Linked DNA regions of Homo sapiens: region 1 is linked to region 2. The links are chromatin contacts, found by Hi-C in ENCODE. All regions are on one chromosome and are shown on one strand. The core of a region is the stretch at or near the end of the contact, and the rest is flanking DNA. Distances in the headings are between cores, read along the strand shown. Region 1 overlaps RASSF3 (Ras association domain family member 3). Region 2 holds the start of RXYLT1-AS1 (RXYLT1 antisense RNA 1).

Region 1 (6,689 bases), core at 485-2,984, 880 kb after region 2:
GGGAAAGGTGTGCAGTGGTTCCAGAGGGGCCTTATATTCTATTTTTAGTCTAGATATTTTTTGTTTATAAATTCCCAAGGAATTGTTAACACTTTGGTGACACCTAATGGATTCTTTTTGAAATTCCAAGGTGCTTCAGTTCTTTGCCCAAGTGAACTGTGCCTTTTATTGCATTTCTGTTCGTCTCTTGGTGGCTCTTCTGACTTTTTGGAGAATACCCATCTTGTTGGAGGCAGACTTAAGTTGTTATGCTGTGCCACACAATTTACTGAGACAATCATATCTTCCTAAGCATTTAAGGAAAGTTGAAAAAAATAGAATTAGCTATAAAATATGTATGGCACATCTTGTTTAATTTTGCATGTAACTTCTCTTTTGTACATTGATGAGGTTTTAGTGACATTGTCATCCAACACTTTACCTTTATTGTTCAGGGAATGCCTTCGTGATTTTTTGTACTGGTTTTATTATTCAGACTATGGCCTGGATTTGAGTATATTGTTATTACCACCTGGTTTTTTAATTATTCATCCCAGTAAACTTATATTTTGTGAAGCATTTGTTTCTCAGATTAAGACACTGTTAGAACCTAAAGTAGTAGCTGATGGGTATCTGTGAATTTTTTTTTTTTTTTTTTTTTTACTTGAAGTAGATTGTCTGAATAGGCATCCTCATCTATATTTACCCAAAACCTCGCTTACTGTCATGTGCACTACAAATTGCAATTTGGAAACCTACTGTATTGAAATTCTGTCAGTTTATGGTTCTTGAAGACTGATGTCCTTTCCCAAACACTGGTTACTGCAGCAGCATTTTTAATGTGTAAGTGAAGAAAAAAGGCCACTAAGGCCAAAGATTTTTTAAGAATCATTGTACAAATCATTATGTTAAACTATCTAAGCTTTGCTGTAATACTGTTTTCTCTTCAATATGTGATGGTACAGGAAGGATGTTAAATGAAGGGGTGGTATTGCAGGAGAGCATTTTAAATGGCAGAAGTAAAAAGTTATAATATTTATAATTTTGATGGGTTTAAGTTTATTTTTGTAGGGAAGATTTTTCTCCCCTAAAATAGTTTCTAGAATGGCAAAATTGTTTCCATTATTAAAAATTGAAGTTATTAGTTGTTTATGTGTGTTTATTTATGATAATATGCTAGATTTAAAAAGGTCACAGGAGTGCGCTGAGCTGCTTTTGCACATATACACAGGGACACATGCTGGAATGCAACAACTTTACTAGGTTCGCGTGGGTCATATTTGTTCTCCCAGATATCATTTTCTCTTTGCCTTATCCTCTGAGGAAAAATAACCCTAAGCTCACACAGCATATTCCAATGTATTTAAAACAATTGTTTTAATTTTTGAAATATACACATTTAAAAGTATATAAAGCATGCAAAAGAGGAGGGAGGCCGAGAGTGAAAAAATAAAAATAAAAAAGCATGCGAACAGTTTAAAGGATTATTATATAAAATGGACACCCCCTGACCATTACTAAAATAGAACCTTGTCAGTTCTTTAGAAATCTCTCCCTCCACCCCTGTTCTTGCCCTGAGGTCTCCTACCCCTGAAACATACCACTTCAACATAAAGTGAGTATTTGTATTTTTTTGGTCACCATGACTGCCTTACACAGATGGGATGGATAGTGTCTGGGGAACCACAGGGACGATGGAGTGCCACCCTCTGCGCACCTGCACCTCGGCTTTGTGCCATGGTTTCAGCTTCCATGCCTGCTGTTGGGAGTGTTTTTACTACTACACTGCCCCCTGGAGGGGCTGATGAAAGGAGCAAGGCTGGCACCAGGTGGTAGAGGCCTTTCACGTACCATAGCTGCTCCCTAAATAAAAATACTGTGATAGAAAATTATGGCTCTGTATAATTTTGCTTTTCTACTGAAATATTCAGAGGAATCAGGTTTGGGGGTTCTACTTGGGTTACTACCCAAGGTGCGTGGAGAATGTTTGGGAATTTTTATATTTTTATCCTTTATTTTTTTTGGAGATGGAGTCTCAATGTGCCACCCAGGCTAGAGTGCAGTGGCATGATCTTGGCTCACTGTAACCTCCACCTCCCAGGTTCAAGCGATTCTCCTGCCTCAGCCTCCCTAGTAGCTGGGATTACAGGTGCCTGCCACCATACCCGACTAATTTTTTTTTTTGTATTTTTAGTAGCGACGGGGTTTCTCCACGTTGGCTAGGCTGGTCTCAAACTCCTGACCTCAAGTGACCAACACACCTCAGCCTCCCAAAGTGCTGGGATTACAGGTAGGACTTTTTTTTTTAAGTCAATTTTTATTACTAAAAAAAAACCTTTTTTTTTGAGATAGAGTTTCACTCTGTCTCCCAGGCTGGAGTGCAGTGGCACGATCTGGGCTCACTGCAACCTCTACCTCCTAGGTTCAAGCAATTGTCCTGCCTCAGCCTCTGGAGTAGATGGGATTACAGGCGTGTGCCACCACACCTGGCTAATTTTTGTATTTTTAGTAAAGACGGGGTTTCACCCTGTTGGCCAAGGTGGTCTCAAACTCCTGACCTCAGGTAATCTGCCGGCCTTGGCCTCCCAGAGTGCTGGGATTACAGGTGTGAGCCACCGTGCCTGGCTCACATGAATATTTATTGAAACAACAGTTATCAGTTGGTGACAAATTCGGAGACACTGTCAGATAACGCTAATTAGGTATTTTGTTTTATTGAAAGAAGGGGGCTGGGCGCGGTGGCTCATGCCTGTAATCCCAGCATTTTGGGAGGCCGAGGTGGGCAGATCATGAGGTCAGGAGTTTGAGACCAGCCTGACCAAACATGGTGAAACCCCGTTTCTACTAAAAATACAAAAATTAGCTGGGCGTGGTGGCGCACACCTGTAATCCCAGCTACTCAGGAGGCTGAGGCAGGAGAATTGCTTGAGCCAGGGAGGCGGAGGTTGCAGTGAGCCGAGATCGCCCCATTGCACTTAGCCTGGGCGACAAAGTGAAACTCCGTCTCAAAAAAAAAAAAAAAGAAAAGGGGCCAGGCACAGTGGCTCATGCCTGTAATCCCAGCACTCTGGGAGGCCAAGGCGGGCTGATCTCTTGAGGCCAGGAGTTCAAGACCAGGTTGGCCAACATGGCAAAACCTCTTCTCTGCTAAAAATATAAAAATTAGCCAGGCGTGGTGGCACACGACTGCTGTCTCAGCTACTCAAGAGGCTGAGGCAGGAGAATTGCTTGAACCCGGGAGGCGGGGTTCAAGCCCCGTGATTGCGCCACTGTACTCCAGTGAGCCGTGAGTACTGCAGTGAGCCATGATTGCGCCACTGTACTCCAGCCTGGGCAACAGAGCAAGACTCTATCTCAAAAAAAAAAAAAAAAAAAAAAAGGGTGGTGGTGAAGGTCTACACTATAGTAGCCAATGCCAACAAAGTGCTTACCATGTGCTAGGCATTCTTCTGAAATGCTTAATATGTATCAACTCATTGACTCTCCTGTGACGTTATCACACTATTTCGTCATATCCCTTTTTTCACAAATGTGGAAATGGACATGTTGAGGTTTAGCAGCTTGCTCAAGGCCACTGTGTGAGTGAGTGGCAGAGCCGGACACTGCCCCGTTTCTCTACCATCTTTTCCTGTAAGTGCTCTCTAGTTTCTCAGTTAAATTGCCTATTGAGTAAAGGAGCAAAAGTCTGTTAAATTGCCGTAATGGACAGTTTGCCCAGAAGCGTAACTGTTTTGGTGCCATTGGGGTTTGTTGATATCAGTGTGTTCTCATCCATTTTGGTTCATTTATCATTTCATTCAGGTGATTATACTAAGTCACATAGAATGAAATGCTGACCTGTGCTTTCTTTTTATTTTTTCGGATGGGGTTTCACCTTGTCATCCAGGCTGGAATGTAGTGGCGTGATTACGGCTCACTGCAGCCTTAACCTCCTGGGCTTAAGAGATCCTCCCATCTCAGCCTCTCAAGTAGCTGGGACAACAGGTGCCTGCCACCACATCCAGCTAATTTTTTTTCATTTTTGTAAAGATGGAGTCAGGCTATATTACCCACGCTGGTCTCAAACTCCTGGGCTTAAGTGATCCTCCTGCTTTGGCCTCCTAAAGGGCTGGGATTACAACCACCATGCCCAGCCCAGACCTGTATTTTCATTTAGAGGTTCTGTTGCATGGGGGAAATAACACGGCAGGTAACCAAACTTAGTGGTCTCACTGTAGTTGGTAAGACAATTCTCCTGGAACCACCAGAAGAACAGCTTCAGTACTACAGAGTGCTATAGGAGCCACAAAACTTGTGCAAAGGTTTGACTCATGGAACCATTCCCCCAAACAAGGCTCATCCTCTGCAGAGAGAAACTAGGAGGTAAGTATTCAAAGTCTAAAGCATATGCTTGTGTGGTGTGAATCACTACTTGCTTAATTGAATGTTCAAGAAAGAAGTTTTATATAAGGATAAAGGTGGGGGGGCAGGTGTGGTGAAGGCTGGAATAGGAGGGAGTGGGGACTAGCTGGGTTATATACCAACAACTCTGAAGCTAAATCATTTATTCCATCTTCAGGCTTGGATCTGGGTTTGGGTTTTTGTTTTTTGTCTTTTGGGGTTTTTTTGCCTGTTGGTTTTGGTTTCATTTTGTTTTGTTTTTTGACAAGTCTTTCCCTATTCCAGGAGATGAGAATAGCAGGGTACAGGATAGACCCCTTTGATCTTAAATAGTGTTTCCAAAGGATGATTGTGGTTCTCACGTGTCTGGCTGAGGCTGCATTTGGCATCAAGTGAACTCTGAAAGCTCCTCTCTTCTTCTTGTTTCTGAGAAATGTGAGCACCTTTAAGTATTATTTACGCACAAACAACAAAACATCAGGGCTCTTTGTAAACCTCAAAAGAAATTGGGATTTGACTTTGTTTTGGGGAGGGAGTTATTTCAATCAGGAGAGTTCATTTTTTTCTCTTTCTAAACGAGGAGTTCCGATTACAATGGGCCTGGGTCATTAAGGGCATCTATCTGGTTTGTGTTTGCTGGCATATGTACTGCCGGCTGTTGAGCCACGCTTTGTGGACACGTGGGATTCATTAAGCCCTCTGTGGTTCCTGTCTCTGAAGTGGCTTTCTAGGGAGGCTCTGCTCTACAGGGTTTTTCCATTTACAGGTGCAATAAAATTTGTTTAAATTCTAAAAATTCTGAAGCAGCAAACTTTAGTGCCTTGCCAAAACTTAGAATTCTTGAATTACTGCTGTTGCAGGCAGGGAGGCAACAGCTTAAATTCAAACCTTTTACTCAGAACTATAAATGGTGTCTTCAGATTCTTTTAAAGATGGTGAACATTTCAAACATTTTTCTTGCATATGTGATCTTTGCAAGGAAAACATTCATAGTCAATTTTGTTTAGGTCAGATTGAGTATTTCGAGGCCTTATTAATAAAAGATGCTTGACTGAGCAGGTAAGGCCAACCATAGAAACTGAGGAACAAAAAGACCAGCTTTCAGAAAACTTCCAGTTCTTTTTTTTTTTTTTTCTGAGACAGAGTCTCACTCTTGCGCCCAGGCTGGAGTGCAGTGGCTCGGTCTTGGCTCACTGCAGCCTGCGCCTCCCAAGTTCAAGCGATTCTCCTGACTCAACCTCCCAAGTAGCTGGGATTACAGGCACCCACCACCACGCCCAGCTAATTTTTGTATTTTTAGTAGAGACAGGGTTTCACCATGTTGGCCAGGCTGGTCTTGAACTGCTAACTTCAGGTGATCCACCCGCCTCGGCCTCCCAAAGTGCTGCGATTACAGAGGTGAGCCACTGTGCCCAGCCATCAGAAAACTTCCAGTTCTATCGCCTTTATCTAGATACAGTTTGTATAGGAGTTTGTGTGTGCTGGGGAAGGAAGTGGGCTTTAAGGGTGTAGTGGTGTTGGGGAGGCCAGAAATAATGTCCCCTTTATCATGGAAAGTTATTTGTTATGAAGGTGGTAGTTAGGAAAAGGCAACGTTTAGGATCTTTCGGAAGATATTTCAAGACAAAATGAGGTTACCACACTATTTCTTCACAGACTGCCTTCGGAACTGTGGAAGGTGCTGAATTTTGTTTTTTCGAGGTAGGTCTTGCTCTGTTACACAGTAGCATGATCATAGCTCACTGAAGCCTCTAGTTTCTAGGCTCAAGCAATCATCCCACCTCAGCCTCCCAAGTAGCTGGGACTAGAGGGGCATGCCACCATGCCCAGCAAATTTTTTAATTTTTTTGTAGAGATGAGGTCTGGCTATGTTGCCCAGGCTGGTCTCGAAATCCTGGCCTCATGATCTTTCTGTCTTGACCTCTCAAGACACTAGGATTATAGGTGTAAGCCACTGCCCAGGCTGATTTTTTAAAGGCAGATTTTTCTGTTCATTGACTCTGAAGCTACTTAATCTGAATCTCTGGTACTGGCCCCTGAGAATCTGCCATTTTAATAAGTGCCCCCTATTTTTTCAAATGCTGACTGCAAATCCTAGAGCTCTACAGAGGGTTTCTGGGGCTGAAGGGATACATCATTGTGCACAGAGTATTTCCCTCATACCCCTTGTTTTGAAATTTTAAATAAATTACTTCCAAATTGAGAGTAATGACTAGCCTGCAAAGAGGCTTTCTGACCTGCCTCACTTAGCCCTGGAAAGGACAATTCTATATACCCTGTTCCCCTGGACCATGGCTAATTGGATCTTAGACCTCTGTTGAAAGGCCATT
Region 2 (7,353 bases), core at 4,674-7,173:
TTCTGCCTAGAACTGGCACCCTGTCCCTTCAGCCCAGTTTCCAAAGGCCAAAGCAGTCACAGTGGCAAGCCTGAACTCAAAGAGGTGGAGGTGTATACTCCATCTTCTGAAAGAGACAAAATATTGGAAATAGTCTGAGTTACCACACCCTACTAGTGAAACCTGAAGTACAGGAGACATGGTGTTAAAGTCCTGGAGGCTATTCACAAGCATTCCAGTTCTACTCTCCTGAGCACGTGCTAGGATTACACTCAGTGGACCTCTTGGAAGCTAGGACTATCATTGTGGCTTACTTTAGCCAACAGAGTATAATGTAGGTAATGTGTTTCAATCCCTGGGAGAAGCCAAAGTATGATCATCTCATTCCATTTTTTCTTCTTCTTCTTTTTTTTTTTTCTTTTTATTTTTTGAGGCAGAGTTTTGCTCTTGTTGCCCAGGCTGGAGTGCAGTGGTGCAATCTTGGCTCACTGCAACCTCCGCCTCCCTGGTTTAATTGATTCTCCTGCTTCAGCCTCCCAAGTAGCTGGGGTTACAGGCATGCGCCACCACGCCCAGCTTATTTTTGTATTATTAGTAGAGACAGGGTTTCACCATGTTGGTCAGGCTGGTGTTGAACTCCTGACCTCAAGTGATCCACCTGCCTCAGCCTCCCAAAGTGCTGAGATTACACCTATGAGCCACTGCACTCAGCCTCTCATTCTCTTTGTCTACCTCACCAGTTAGGGAAGCTTGTGTCCAAATGGACCTCAGTCAGCCTGCATCCCTAAGTGAGAAGAACCCCCCAGCAACTCACAATGAACATGAAAAATGAGATACATAAATTTTTACTGTACTAAGTCATTGTGATTTGAGGGTTGTTTGTTGTCACAGCATAACCCAGCCCATCCTGACTAGCACATTTGGCTTTCAGGGATGCTTCCCCTCATTGTCTGGCTTATGCATTTCTAGGAAATGAAAGATAATCACTCTTCTCTGATAGGTTAACCAATTCTTCTAAAATTAGTGGTCTGATAAGAAGCAGGAGATTTACATAGTCTCAAAGTATTTCCTTGCAATATACTTAACTAGTTATAAAGGAAAAAACATACAAGTTTACAGTTGAGAAAGCACCAACTTAACCAACTGATCAATACATTATCAGTAATGGGATACGGGAAGGCACAGCAAGATGGTGGAATAAAAGTCTCCACCGATCTCCTTCCCACCCCCCACTGCAGAGACACCAATTTAATAATGGTCTACACAGAAAAGAACACCTTCATAAGAACCAAAAATCAAGTAAGCCCTTATCATACCTGAGTTTAACTTTGTATTGCTGAAAGAGCAATGAAGAGATAGAGAAAACAGTTCTGAATCATCAATGCCACCCCTCCTCATGCCATGGCATTGGCGGCATGGTGCAAAGAGCATCTATGGGTGCTGGGGGAGGGAAAATACAGCAATTATGAGGCATTAAACTTGGTGCTGTCCTGTTATAGCAGAAAGGAAAACCGGACCAAACTCAGCTGACATCCACCCACAGAGGGGGTCTTTCAACCAGCCCTAGCCAGAGGGGAATTGCCAACCCCAGCAGTCTGAACTTGAGTTCCCACAAACCTTGCCACTGAGGGCTAAAGTGCTCTAGGTCTCTAAATAAACTTGAAAGGTAGTCTAGGTCATAGGACTGCAACTCATAGGTGAGTCCTAGTGCTGAACTAGGCCCAGAGACAGTGGACTTGGGGGGTACATGACTACTGAGACATTAGCTGGCATAACAAAGGGAGTGCTGGCATCACCCCTCCCCTAACTCCAGGCTGCACAGCTTGCAGCTCCAAAAGGACCCCTTCCTTCCACTTGAGGTGAGGGAAGAACCACGAGGACTTTGTCTTGAATCTTGGATGCCAGGTCACCCACAGCAGGACAAAGCATCAGAGTCATGAGCTCCCTGTTCCAGGCCGTAGCTCCTGGACATTTCTAGACATGCCCTGGGCCAGAAGGGAACCCACTGTTTTGAAGGAAAGGATCCAGTCCTGGTGGCATTCATCACCTGCTAACTGAAGAGCCCCTGGGCTCTGAATAACCACCAGTTATACCCACGTACTACATCAAGAGCGTTGGTGAACCTCTGGAACTTGCTGGCTTCAGGTGAGACTCAGCATATTACCAGCTGTGGTAACTACAGGGAAAAACTCCTTCTGCTTGAGAAAAGCAGAGGAAAACATGAAGGCGACTTTGTCTTGCACCTTAGGTAACAGCACAGCCACAGCTGGGTAGAGCACCCAGTTGGCTCATGAGGTCCCCAATTCTAGGACTTGACCCTTGGTGGGCATTTCTGGACCTGCCCTGGGCCAAGAGGAGAACACCCCCATGAAGGGTGAGTCCCAGGCCAGGGACCATCCAAAAAAAAAAGCTGACTTAAGAGCCCTTGAGCCTTAAGGGAACATTTGCAGTAGTCTGGCCCAGACAGTGAACCTCTGGGATTTGCTGGCTTCAGGTGAGACAATAAACACTTAACTCTTCAATGCCCACACACAAGCAAACATCCTTAAGTATCAACACACTCTAGGAAAATGTGACTTCACCAAATAAACTAAATAAAGCAGTGGGAACCAATTCTGGAAAAACAGAGATACGTGAATGTTCAGATGAAAAATTCAAAATAGCTGTGTTGAAGACACTCAAAGAAATTCAAGATAACACAGAGAAGGAATTCAGAATTCAATTCTATAAGAAAAAATTTAACAAAGAGATTGAAATAAGAAGAATCAAGCAGAAATTCTCCAGCTGAAAAATGCAATTGGCATACTGAAGAATACATTAGAGGCCTTTAATAGCAGAATGAATCACGCAGAAGAAAGAATTAGTGAGCATGAGAACAGCTATTTGAAAATACACAGTCAGAAGAGACAAAAGAAAAAAATAATAAAAAACAATGAAGCATCCCTAAAGGATCTAGAAAATAGCCTCAAAAGGGAAAATCTAAGAGTTATTGGCCTTAAAAAGGAGGTAGAGAGACAGGGGTAGAAAGTTTATTCAAAGCGATAATAACAGAGAACTTCCCAAACATAGAGAAAGATATAAATATCCAAGTACAAGAAGATTACAGAACACTAAGGTGATTTAACCCAAAGATAACTACCTTAAGGCATTTAATAATCAAACTCCCACAGGTCAAGGATAAAGAAAGGATCCTAAAAGCAGCAAGAGAAAAGAAACAAATAACATACAATGGAGCTCTAATATATCTGGCAGCAGACTTTTCAGTGAAAATCTTACAGGCCAAGGGAGAGTGGCATGACATATTTAAAATGCTGAATAAAAAAAATACTTTTACCCTAGAATAGTATATCCAGTCCAAACATCCTTCAAATATGGAGGATAAATAAAGACTTTCCCAGACAAACAAAAACTGAGGGATTTCATCAATACCAGACCTGTCCTACAAGAAATGCTAAAGAGAGTTCTTCAATTTGAAAGAAAAGGTACAAAACTCACTGGTAATAAATAAGTACATGGAGAAACACAGACTATGATAACACTGTAACTGTGGTATGTAAACTACTCTTGTCATAAGCAGAAAGATTAAATGATGAATCAATCAAAAATAATAACTATGACAACTTTTTAAGACATGAACAGTACAATAAGATATAAATAGAAACAACAAAAAATTAAAAAGGGGGGATGAAGTTAGAGTGTAAACTTTTTATTAGGTTTCTTTTTGCTTGTTTGTTTATACAAACAGTGATAAGTTTTTATCAGCTTAAAATAATGGGTTATAAGATAGCGTTTGCAAGCCGCATGGTAATCTCAAATGAAAAAAACATGCCATGAATACACAAAAAACAAAAAGCAAGGAACTAAATCATATCACCAGAGAAAATAATATTTACTAAGGGAAAACAGGAAGAAAAGAAAGAAAGAAGACCACAAAACAGCCAGAAAACAATTAACAAAATTGCAAAAGTAAGTTCTTACTTATCAATAATAACATTGAATGTAAATTCTTCAATGGACTAACCTCTCCAATCAAAAGACATAGAGTAGCTAAATGGATAAAAAAATAAGACCCACTGATCTGTTGCTTACAAGAAAGACACTTCACCTACAAAGACACACATAGACTGAAAATAAAGGGATAGAAAGATACTCCCTGCCAATAAAAACCAAAAAAGAGCAGGAGTAGCTATACTTAGACAAAATCGATTTCAAGACAAATCTAAAGAAGAGACAAAGAAGGTCACTATGTAAGGATAAAGGGGTCAGTTCAGCAAGAGGATATAACAATTTTAAATGTATATGTGCCCAACACTGGAGCACTCAGATATATAAAGTAAATATTATTAGAGCTAAAGAGAGAGATAGTTCCCAATATGATACTACCTGAAGACTTCAACACCCCACTTTCAGCACTGGACAGATCTTCCAGATAGAAAATTAATGAATTGGACCTAATCTGCATTATAAAACAAACGGATCTAATAGATATTTATGGAACATTTCATCCAATGGCTGCAGAACACACATTATTTTCCTCAGCACATAGATTATTCTCAAGAATAGACCATCTATTAGGTCACAAAATAAGTCTTAAAACATTAAAAAAAAAAAAAAAAAAACTGGGCCGGGTGCAGTGGCTCATGCCTGTAACCCAACACTTTGGGAGGCCGAGGCAGGCAGATCACAAGGTCAGGAGTTTGAGACCAGCCTGGCCAACATAGTGAAACCCCATCTCTACTAAAAATGCAAAAACTAGCCAGGCATGGTGGAACACACCTGTAGTCCCCGCTACTCGGGAGGCTGAGGCAAGGGAGTCACTCGAACCCAGGAGGCAGAGGTTGCAATGAGTTGAGATCACGCCACTGCACTCCAGCCCGGGTGACAGAGGGAGACTCAGTCTAAAAAAAACCCTGAAATAATATCAAGCATTTTCTCTGACCACAATGAAACAAAACTAGAAATTAATAACAAGAGGAATTTTGGAAACTATGCAAACATATGGAAATTAAACAATATACTCCTGAACGACCAGTGGATCAATGAAGTAATTAAAAAGGAAATTGAAATATTTATTGAATCAAATGATAATGGAAACACAACATACCAAAACCTATGGGATACAGCAAAAGCAGTACTAAGAGGGAATTTTATAGCTACAAGTGCCTACATCAGAAAAAAAGAAAAACTGGCCGGGCGTGGTGGCTCACGCCTGTAATCCCAGCACTTTGGGAGGGCTAGGCGGACAGATTACCTGAGGTCAGGAGTTCCATACCAGCCTGGCCAACATGGTGAAACCCCGTTTCTACTGAAAATACAAAAATTAGCCCCTTCTCCCGGCAGTTAGTGCTCAGAGTGCGGAGTGTGTGCTCCAGGCTCGGAACATACATTTATTATTAAAAAAAAATCTAAAAAAATATTTTAAAAACTTTCCCACAATTTACAAAAAATCCGCCTCTCCCCTGCCATAGACTTTTATTTTTTTCTTCTTCTTCTTTTATAAAGTAACCCCGTGAAGCAGCCGAGGCCGACTCGCCCGCCCGCAGCAGCTCCAAAAAGGAACCAAGAGACCGAGGCCTTCCCGCTGTCCGGACTGACACCTCCACCTTCGCCCGCAGCCAGCGGCAGCGGATCAACACCATTCTGGGGCGGTGAAGTAGTTTTCGATTCCGGGTGATTTTTGTCCCTCTGCGCTTGCGCTTGCGCTTGCCCCCGCTCACCTTCCCCCAGCTCCGGCCCCTAGCCCCAGCATTCGCTCTCCTCCTCTCACGGAAAGGTCGCGGCCTGTGGCCCTGCGAGCAGCAGTGCCGAGATGAACCCCAGTGCCCCCAGCTACGTCCTCGCTGTACGTGGGGGACCTCCATCCCGACGTGACCGAGGCGATGCTCTACAAGAAGTTCAGCGCGGCCGGGCTCATCCTCTCCATCCGGGTCTGCAGGGACATGATCACCCACGGCTCCTTGGGCTACGCGTATGTGAACTTCCAGTAGCCCGCGGACGCGGAGCATGCTGTGAACACTATGAATTTTGATGTTATAAAGGGCAAGCCAGTACGCATCGTGTAGTCTCAGCGTGATCCATCACTTCGCAAAAGTGGAGTGGGCTACATATTCATTAAAAATCTGGACAAATCCATTGATAATAAAGCACTGTATGATACATTTTTCTGCTTTTGGTAACATCCTTTCATGTAAGGTGGGCTGTGATGAAAATGATTCCAAGGGCTATGGATCTGTACACTTTGAGACACAGGAAGCAGCTGAAAGAGCTATGGAAAAAATGAATGGAATGCTCCTAAATGATCGCAAAGTATTTGTTGGACGATTTATGTCTCATAAAGAACGAGAAGCTGAACTTGGAGCTACGTGAAAGAGTTCACCAATGTTTACATCAAGAATTTCGGAGAAGACATGGATGATGAGCGCCTTAAGAATCTCTTTGGCAAGTTTGGGCCTGCCTTAAATGTGAAAGTAATGACTGGTGAAAGTGGAAAATCTAAAGGATTTGGATTTGTAAGCTTTGAAAGGCTTGAAGATGCACAGAAAGCTGTGGATGAAATGAAAGGAGCTCAATGGAAAACAAATTTATGTAGGTAGAGCTCAGAAAAAAGTGGAACGGCAGACAGAACTTAAGCGCAAATTTGAACAGGTGAGGCAAGATAGGATCACCAGATACCACCGTGTTAATCTTTATGTGAAAAATCTTGATGATGGCATTAATAATTAACGTCTCCGGAAAGAGTTTTCTCCATTTGGTACAATCACCAGTGCAAAGGTTATGATGGAGGGTGGTCGCTGCAAAGGGTTTGGTTTTGTATGTTTCTCCTCACCAGAAGAAGCCACTAAAGCAGTTACAGAAATGAATGGTAGAATTGTGGCCACAAAGCCATTGTATGTTGCTTTAGCTCAGCGCAAAGAAGAGTGCCAGGCTCACCTCACTAACCAGTATATGCAAAGAATGGCAAGTGTACGAGCTGTGCCCAATCTTGAAATCAACCCCTACCAGCCAGCACCTCCTTCAGGTTACTTCATGGCAGCTATCCCACAGACTCAGAACGGTGCTGCATACTATCCTCCTAGCCAAATTGCTCAACTAAGACCAAGTCCTCGCTGGACTGCTGAGGGTGCCAGACCCCATCCATTCCAAAATAGGCCCAGTGCTATCCGCCCGGCTGCTCCTAGACCACCATTTAGTACTATGAGACCAGCTTCTTCACAGGTTCCATGAGTTATGTCAACACAGCGTGTTGCTAACACATCGACACAGACAATGGGTCCACGTCCTGCAGCTGCTGCTGCTGCCACTCCACATTATAACTATGCTGCGGGAGTTCGCAGTCCTCAGAAACATCTTAATGCACAGCCACAAGTTACAATG

What was found. Hi-C counts contacts between places; a loop is a spot of excess contacts on that map. Pooled maps may share reads with other maps.
Region 1: a loop to region 2 is called in a map of HCT116, with 5 times the contacts of the local background. The contact joins the enhancer-like site here to the promoter of RXYLT1-AS1 in region 2. A Hi-C loop is called at or near these places in 6 of 168 maps with a recorded cell type or tissue (A673, HCT116, PC-3 and 3 more) and 12 of 50 pooled maps.

The regions. Positions count from the first base shown.
Region 1 is chr12:64,696,442-64,703,130 of GRCh38, forward strand. RASSF3 (Ras association domain family member 3) reads left to right here. Exons shown (of 5, transcript NM_178169.4): 5 at 1-1,123. Among named protein-coding and RNA genes, the nearest start is that of GNS, 60 kb to the right of the region's middle. Within about 2 kb of position 1,735, at least 5 of the 41 ENCODE cell types and tissues checked have a DNase peak (open chromatin) inside an H3K27ac peak, as active enhancers do.
Region 2 is chr12:63,816,233-63,823,585 of GRCh38, forward strand. It overlaps RXYLT1-AS1 (RXYLT1 antisense RNA 1), which reads right to left and starts at 5,924. Exons shown (of 4, transcript NR_126167.1): 1 at 5,697-5,924; 2 at 1-106. It also overlaps the pseudogene PABPC1P4.